2 separate regions of the Mus musculus genome follow, and region 2 is linked to region 1. The links are chromatin loops, found by intact Hi-C in ENCODE. Cell type or tissue: heart. All regions are shown on one strand. Each heading gives the region's core, and the rest is flanking DNA. Links, peaks and the distances in the headings are about the cores only.

Region 1 (4,393 bases), core at 165-4,164:
ATTCCACTAAGGGCTTTGTGAACATGATTGACATTCAGAGACCTTTGAAGGGAGATGCCCAGAAAGGTGAGGGGCTGGAAATCCTGCCACATGAAAGCAATGGCAGCACCTAGCTTGAAACAGAGAAATCTCAAATCACCCAGAGTCAGTGCACTTAGACAGCCAGTCAAGGCTCACTGGAAGAATTCTTGGAGGAAGGTGAATATGTTCAACATACAATATGTACCTCTATCAAAATTTAAACATAAAATAAGTATGTTTTTAATATCTATGGACCGAAAAGATATCCAGCGTTCTCCTGTTGTCCTGTTTCTTCTCCCACATAAATATTGACTCCTAAATTGCTAAATGCAGGCTTGGCTGCTACCACTTCATTTGTTTCCCTTCCCACCCAGTGACACTTCAGATCCTGCACAAGCAGGATTTGCGATATATTCACAAACAGAACTGGGAGACGGTTCAAAGCTGCAGGAGGCGTGGTCATTAGGAGCACGGGTATATCCTTCTAAGCTGGCTCTGAGGTCAGTGCTTATGACAAAGATGAAGTGAGACGTTGGCATATTTGGGGAAGGGCAGAGAAGTTGGTGCTGTGATAACAGACTTGAGCTGCAAAGGGCAGCCTTTAAGGAAGGAATGGAAAAACTATAATCTACAGCCTAGGAACACTTATTAAGATGAGATTTAACCAAAGACCATAAAATCTTAAACGGTAGATAATAAGGTCAAGCCAAGTTACTATTTTCAGCTCTGAACAGATGACGAGACAGGAGGGCATAAATGAGAATTAAAAGAAGAGAGATTCAGAATAGATCAGAAGGTTACCAAAAATAATCAATGGCTGAAATGACTTTCTGGACTCGTTCACTTGTGCTGAAAATATTGAGTCATTGAAAAAGTAATGAGATGATATTCTTGGGAAATGGAATAGTTAAAATGAATGGGTTCAGACGGAGCCAAAGACTTTAATCATCCTAAAAAGAAACACTGGCTAGGGCAAGCTGAGGTTTCAATCTAGGGAGATAACAAGGTAGAGGCTAAGAGGCCTTTGCTTCCTACATTCCACGGGATTAGCAACCCCTTCAAAGGTGCAATACTACCAAGTACTCCCAAGGCCTGCTGTGAATGGTGCATCCTACCGGATGCTAGCAAGAGAAATGAGCAAGGCACACACTAGAAGAGAGAGCTGTAGAGCCACTGTCAGCCAAGCTCCCACGCACCTCTGAGATCATCCCAGTGAACCTGCAAAGGGCCATATCTTCTCACTCATAGTGTCAAGGACTGAACAGTCTAGAAGTCTGGATCTGCCATTGGGCACTTGTAATTCTTAGAGAGCTCCTGTCACCTCTGCAGGCTCCAGCCTCCTGCTCCTTCCTTATTGGATCTCCTCATCTCCTCTAGAACTAGACCTCATGTGTCTGCTTCTGCTTCTCCATGGCAACCCATCAAACACAGGCAGTGTAAGGTGGGCCTTCTTGCTTCCATATTAAATACTGTCATATCCTTCATATGACATGATTTCTAGACGCTTTGCCTTCCTGGCCATCCATCTTCCCTCAAAAGACTCTAAGCATCAATCACTTATGCACACACACACACACACACACACACACACACACACACACGAGTGACCCCGTATAGTAGTTATTGATACATGCCTATTAATCTGTATCCTTTCGCTGTACAAACCATATCTGTGAAGACAACAGCCTTGCTAGATCCTGAGAGTCCCTCTAGGGAATCATCAAACCCGAGGGTAGTACTGGAAACCATCATATGTGTCCCAGGGACAGCCTTTGGCAGGGATGGGCTGTGACGAGCATCTTTGTAGAAAGACAGGGAACAGATTCCCCCCAAGCCTTTGTACCATACAGAACTCTCCTCTGGCAGACCCACGGGCCTCTCATTTGGGACAACTAGGATGGGAAGGAGACAGTGGCAAAAATTCACACAGACCTCCCCATCTGGTGTTCATTCCAGCGTCTGCCGCTCGGTAAGCAAATGTGTTGGCGGGATTCAGGGTTCTCATTGTGACGTAATACATACTCAATTGTCAGAAATCTGGACAGCAGAACGGGGTGTGTAAGAACCAGTTCGTCAGGACCCCACCACCCACGGAAAGCATGACTAAGACTGTGCTAGAGGATTTTTGCCAGTCCGTTTCTTTTTCATGAATATGTAGCTGTGTCCCCAGTGAGACATAACTTTATCATATTTTGTTAGCAAGAAAATCTGCAAGTTAGAAGTCGCCGGCCACTTTCATGTCTAACAAGCCATCTTGGGACACTTTTTTTGCCTCCTGGAAACAATCAACCTGAGTTTCTTTTGGCTTGAGGTTTTCAGATGAAAGTACCCAGCGTCCAGAGACCAGGATGGCAGCCAGGGGGCAGTGTTTCTCTCGACATACACTGCTCTCCACCGCTCCCTCCAAACTGAAGCCACCGTGCCTGGGACTGGTGGAGACAGTGTGAAAGAGGCCTTGACAGGCCCTCGGGATAGCATACAAGGTCCGCTGGCTGTGTCTTCTTCCATTCACTAATAATAGGTTCAGCTGGTCTAAGGCGGGTGCCTCGGTCACTAACTGTTGATGTTTGAAGGTGTTCAGGGCTCAGCCCTGTGCTGAGACTGGAGCCTTGTACGGTATACCATCACAGCATCGTGGGCCTGATTTAAATATCAGCTACATCGGGACCCAGAGCAATGTAAATGGGGAGATAGAACTGGACGGGAAGTTCCTTCACGATAGGCTCGAAAAGTCACCAATAGTCTTGACAGGAAACTCCGAGAGCCACAAGGACTGTACAAGGTTCAGCCTGCCAGCGTTTTATCATGGATTAGAGAGGAGCTCCTTGTATCTTCGGCTCTCCACAGAGCATATCCGCAGTCCATGACAGGGGTGGGGGGTGGGGGTGGTTTCTTCAGTGGAGAAGCCATTGATAAACCACACATGCTCCAAATAACCTCTCACCCATACAAGGAATCTTAATTGGATTCAGTAAGTCAAACACACACACACACGGGGGGGGGGGGGCATCAAAGTAGGATGGGGGCTTGTTGGAAAGTGGGGGGGGGGGTTCAACAGGAAAAGGAAGGGGATGAGACAGGGAAGAGTGTAAAAAGGACTAAAATTTATGATAGACATTGAGGAAACTGTCAAAAATAAATACGAACGATTCTTAAGACTCATTATTTTAATTATGAGTATATGTGGGAGAGGTATGCACCCCTCAGTGCAGGTGCCTGTAGAGATCAGATGAAGGTGTTGTGTGCCCTGAGTGTGGAATTGCGGGTAGTTGTGAGCCTTCTGGTCTTGGTGCTGGAAATCAAATTCTAAACAACTCTTAACCTCTGAGCTACCTTTTAAGCCCAGTAAACAAAATTAGTTTAAAACAACCAAAGCAATAGGTCACTCCCAGCCTACTGACCTGAGCCCAGTGGCCAGACCACACACAGAGACACAGCTGGATGCAGTGGCACACATCTGTAATCCCAGCACTCTCACCACAAGATGCCAGGCAGAGATGAGAGAATCAGCCAGACCCGGAAGTTCACAGACCAGGCAGCCTGGACTACACAGGGCTGTGGCAGAAACAAGACAAACTCTCCCCTCAACAAAGTGGAAGGCAAAGAACCCATTTCCTAAACTTCCTCTCTGACCTCCACCACATGCATGTAGCACACATGTGCACGCACACACTAAATTTAGAAAAGGCAGACTCTGGATGCAAGTAGAAATATATCTGGATGTACACACGTGCACATAAGGGAAATACGAGGAGGGTGGAGGTCAGAGGAAGAGGAAGGGATGGAAGAGGGTGATGGGCAAAGAGGAAGGAAGCATCGGGTTCACTTATATGCAGAACAAATGCTGTGTGTGTGTGTGTGTGTCTGTGTGTGTGTGTGTGTGTGTGTGTGTGTAGGGGGGACATAAAAGCAGGGGACTGTCTGGGTGAAGAGGATCATAAAGCAACAGAGAAAAGAGATATAGAAAATGGAGAGAAATGTGAGCAAAGTACAAATATATATACATATATATACACATATACATATATATACATATATATACATATACATGCATGCATGTATGAAAATGTCATCATGAAAACCCTTACTTTGAATGCTAACAAAAATATTAATCCATCATTTTGAAAATACACATATAATAGCAAACTAAGATGCTGAGGTGCTGGGATCGAGGACCCTGATAGCCAGGAATGATGAAAAAACAAACGTAATAAATCTCTTCCCAGCACCTTGAGAAACTACGTGAATGACTGTGGGAGAGGCCAGAAGTGACCCAGGACTCAGCAGCTAAATGCCTTCACCAGACACCAGTGTGGGAGAAGAGCAAGGGCAGCCCATGTTGGACCCCGACTCTGCAGTACTCTGTCAGCCT
Region 2 (4,393 bases), core at 203-4,202, 200 kb after region 1:
AGGCCAGGCTGCTGCACCATGTCTGTCTTTGTTTTTTCCTGGGTTTCTATGTTATGTGTCTATGTGTGGGTGCACAGGCACCTGCTGAGATCTAAGCCCTGGGTGCTGGGGACAGAACTCAGGTCCTCTGCACAAGCAGCGCACTATTAGACTCTAAAGTTTAAGAGACGTCCTTAAAGCAGCCTGGAGAACATGGTATCTGGATAGAGATTGTTTATTTGTTTGTTTTCGAGACAGGGTTTCTCTGTGTAGTCCTAGATGTCCTGGAACTCACTCTGTAAACCAGGCTGACCTCCAACTCAGAAATCCACCTGCCTCTGCTTCCAAGTGCTGGGATTAAAGGTGTGCGCCACCACGGCCTGGCTGGTATCTGGATAAAATAGCATAGATGATACAATCTGTTCACCACTGGGTAAGATTCAAGCAGCAATCACTTTATAAACAGGGGATCCAAAACAACTGGCAATAAAATGTTTCTAAAGAACTAAAATTAATTCAAAATCTAAGCCAGGTGTAGTGGCACAAGCCTTTGATCCCAGCACTGGGAGATGGAGACAGGTGGATTTCTGTGAATCCAGGACAGCCTGACTACATCATAATAATAAAATAAAATCTGAGCTGTTTCTGGCAGCCCTACCTGTAGCCCTGGTTCTCCATGCACAGAACACTGGGGTCTGTGCATGCAGCAGCTAGGAGCCCTGGCTCACACTGCAGACCACTGCTGTTAGCAACTGCAATTTTCACTGCACACATGAAGTTTCTGGTCTTATGGAAACATAACGGTCCCCACTTCAGAATCTAAAGCCTTCTATCCTTCCCTACTGTGTGCAGACCGGATTAGAATGTTTGCCCTTTAGAACAGCAGACCTGAATTTTTCTTGTTTTGTGCCTGTCACCCCCAACCCTATCCTCCAGTCCACCCTACCCCAGAGAGGGTTCTATTTGTCCAGCCCTGGCTGTCCTGGAAGTCACTGGGATTCAAGCTATGCATCACCATGCACAGCCACAAACTTGAGTTTAAAAAACAAAACAAAGCATTTAACAAAGTTTCACTTTGAGACCAGAGCAGAATTTCCAACCATTTCTGAAATTGCCCTAAGCACTCTTCCACCCTTTTGTACATATATACATATGCAAAGTGCCATTCTAGGGTTGACAGTTACAATCCATTCTGATTGTATCTGACAGAATGAATCAACTCCGATAAATGTTGAAGTTACTCTATGCCCAGTACTATCAAACATTCAACCAAACACTAAAAGTTCAATAAAGCTAAGTACACCCATCTCAGTATCTGCATCTGCTTGTCTTAGACATCAGAAGGCTGAGGCAGGAGAGGGAGTGCTAGGCTGGCCAGGGTTTTGTGGCTCACACCTATCTTCCTAGACTTGTTAATAATAGCCTCAAGAAGCAAGAATTCAGCAGGGCCAGGCTACTACTGAAACAAACCCTTGTCTCACAAAACAAGGACTGGTGTGGTGACACAGACCTGTAATCTATGCACTCAGGGTCCAAAAGCAAAGTTTGGGGACAGAATGATACACTGGGGGAGTTCAGGCCAGCCAAGGTCATACATGAATCTCCAGGATAAGCTTTTCTTAGCGGACTCTGCTCAGGACCTCTGGAAGAACAGCCAGTGCTCTTAACCACTGAGCCATCTCTCTAACCCCCTGAAACTTTTCTTTTTGGTCTAAGCCTGGGGAGATGGACCATGAAAGCCCCTCAGACTTATACTTCTGGGCCAGAAAGTCCTCAAAACCTGTAGGTATTAGGATATGCTCAACAAATGCTTGTCTGAAATGAAGTTCTCCTAGGTATGCCTGCTTGCTCTCTTAGAAAAATGGCTTCATGCCGGACAGTGGTGGCGCACGCCTTTAACCCCAGCACTTGGGAAGCAGAGGCAGGCGGATTTCTGAGTTCGAGGCCAGCCTGGTTCCAGGACAGCCAGGGCTATAGAGAGAAACCCTGTCTCAAGGAAAGAAAGAAAGAAAGAAAGAAAGAGAGAAAGAAAGAGAAAAAAATGGCTTCAATGGCAGTGTCTACTCTAGGCTAGGGATGCTCATCAGTAACGAGTACTGGCTACCCTTGCAGAGGCCCAGGGTTCAGTTCTCTACACCCACATGGTACTCACAACCAAGTCTATATGCCAGTTCTCAGAAATCTAGCGCCCTCTCCTGGCCGCTAAAGGCACTGCAACGCATATGGTGCAGTTATATACAATCTGGCAAACTATTCACAGAGACGATACATGGCTCAGCAGAGAGAATGCTTGGCTGGCAATGCTGAGGCTACCCCTGACTTCATAAGCCCAACACAGCGCCACGTGCCATGCCTGTAACCCTACTGCTTAGAAGGTGGAAGCAAAAGTATCAGAAATTGGGCTGGCGAGATGGCTCAGTGGTTAAGAGCGCCGACTGCTCTTCCGAAGGTCCCGAGTTCAAATCCCAGCAACCACATGGTGGCTCACAACCATCCGTAACGAAATCTGATACCCTCTTCTGGGGTGTCTGAAGACAGCTACAGTGTACTTACATATAATAAATAAATAAATAAATAAATCTTAAAAAAAAAAAAAAAAAAAAAGTATCAGAAATTACACATTCTCAGCTACAAAATGCGTAAGTTCAAGGCCAGTCTGAGCTCCTAGAGATCCTGTTTCAACCAGTGAAGGGGTGGCCCCCCACGTGGTGGGGCACACCTTTAATCCTAGCTTCAGGGAGGAAGGGCAGGTGGATCTGAATTTGAGGCCAACCATGAATTTCAGGACAGCAAGGCTAGAGTCTGTTTCAAAAAAAAAAAGATGGGGCTAACGCCATTTTCAATACACAACAACACAAGGTTAATCAGTAAGTTTTCTTTTCTACGCCCTCAATTCCCTTGGGAAACCGTAGCATATCTTAGATGGGTTCAGTTTATATAATCCAAGTTTAAACGAAGTCACAGTTTGGAAACTACAACTTAGGCTCCCTTACCTGTGTGAGTTCGCACGTGCTGAACGTAGTTATTTTTTCTGTCTGAGAAGTAGTTGCACTTGCTGCAGGTGTAGACTTTCCTGGGGAAATGGTTTCTCAGGTGTTTCCTCCAGTGGTACTCGCTGACCGTCGTGTACGTGCAGATGATGCACTTGTAGATGCGCTCGTTCTCGCCAGCTCGCAGGTGGTGCTTCAGGTGTGCCATGTAGTGGTCATACCGGTTGGTATTGTAGCCACAGCGGTCACAGCGGATGGGGCCTTTGGAGAACTCGCCCTCTTCGGCCGGAGACGACCCCGACTCCCAGGCTTTGGCCTGTTTCTCTGCACTTTCCTCCACAAAGAACTTCTTAGCGCTGTGAATCCGGATGTGATGCACAAACTGCTCTTCAGATTCGGCTTCGTACTGGCAAGGCTTACACCGGAAGGGCTTGGCCTTAGAACTCCTGCATTTGTCTTCCGCCACGGGTGTTTCTGGAGCGGGATCTTTATTGGCGCTGTATATTTCTGGGGCAGCTGAGGCTTCAAATACGGGCTGGGGTTCTACAGCACTTAGCTCCAAACTTCCCAGTTCCATGTTTTCCAGCCCTTTGAGGTCAGCCGACTCTTCCAGGCCTTCTCCTTCACTTTCTGAGAAGTGGTTGTCTCCCACGGGCATCAATTCGGCCATCTGCCTCTCTTCACCGACCAGGTAATCGCAGCAGCTGCCGCTTGCCTCCCCCGTCAGGGCCACGTTGGCTAACATGATGAGCTGAGGGGCTGCCAGTTCAGCTTTCGAGAGCTCGTGCAGGTCGTACATGTCGTTGGTTAAGGCCATGCCCATGTTGGCACTGTTGTTGAAGAGACTGCCTCCTCCAGAAGACTGCCCCATCACCTGGGTGGCCATAACTGTACTCTGGATAAAGCAAAACCCCCCAAAATAAATAAATAAATAAATAAATAAATAAAGCCCTCATTACCCAAAGCAAGCATCTTTCCAATGCAACCTTTAAAATTCAACAAGCTTCGTTAACTTCTAACAACAACATTCAAATACTTTTTTTTCTGGTTGGGTATGGCAGTACTCGCATGTAATCCTAGCACTAGATAGGCCTGGGCAAGGGTGCTGTGAATTTTCAATTCTCTTTATTGCAATCACAAAAACAGATGAGGAACTGTTTCCTCTATAGCCAGAAGAAAAAAAAAAAAAAAAAAAGCGAATTCTTTGACCCATTGGGTCTACACCGGCATGCAAGTCTTCTTTTTGGTGGCTAATATTTTTAATGTTAACTAAAATTTTAATAACCAAATCACTGAATAGTTAACTATTGTTGTCTCACTTCTCCAACAGTTCAGTGGTCTGAATGAGAACTCCAAAGGAAAAGAGAGAGAGAGAGAGAGAGAGAGAGAGAGAGAGAAAGAAAAACCACAGGCGATTCTGGGGC

What was found. Peaks named below come from ENCODE experiments on the same cell type or tissue, not always from the same donor. Only the 100,000 strongest peaks of a DNase experiment are listed, where the experiment ranks them.
Region 2: it touches region 1 in a loop (2.8-fold over the local background); 1 of 42 quality-filtered maps calls a loop at or near these places.

The regions. Positions count from the first base shown.
Region 1 is chr5:77,463,080-77,467,472 of GRCm38, reverse strand. It overlaps 1700017L05Rik (RIKEN cDNA 1700017L05 gene), which reads right to left and starts at 1,985. Exons shown (of 2, transcript NR_131050.1): 1 at 1,656-1,985. In heart, for the core only: a CTCF peak has its summit at 2,377; a DNase peak (open chromatin) is centred at 2,392.
Region 2 is chr5:77,267,403-77,271,795 of GRCm38, reverse strand. Rest (RE1-silencing transcription factor) reads right to left here. Exons shown (of 4, transcript NM_011263.2): 2 at 2,973-3,864. The coding sequence starts at 3,855. Among named protein-coding and RNA genes, the nearest start is that of Mir5098, 3.2 kb to the left of the region's middle. In heart, for the core only: a CTCF peak has its summit at 2,169 (motif pointing left); no DNase peak of the experiment used is centred there; H3K4me3 peaks cover 512 bases.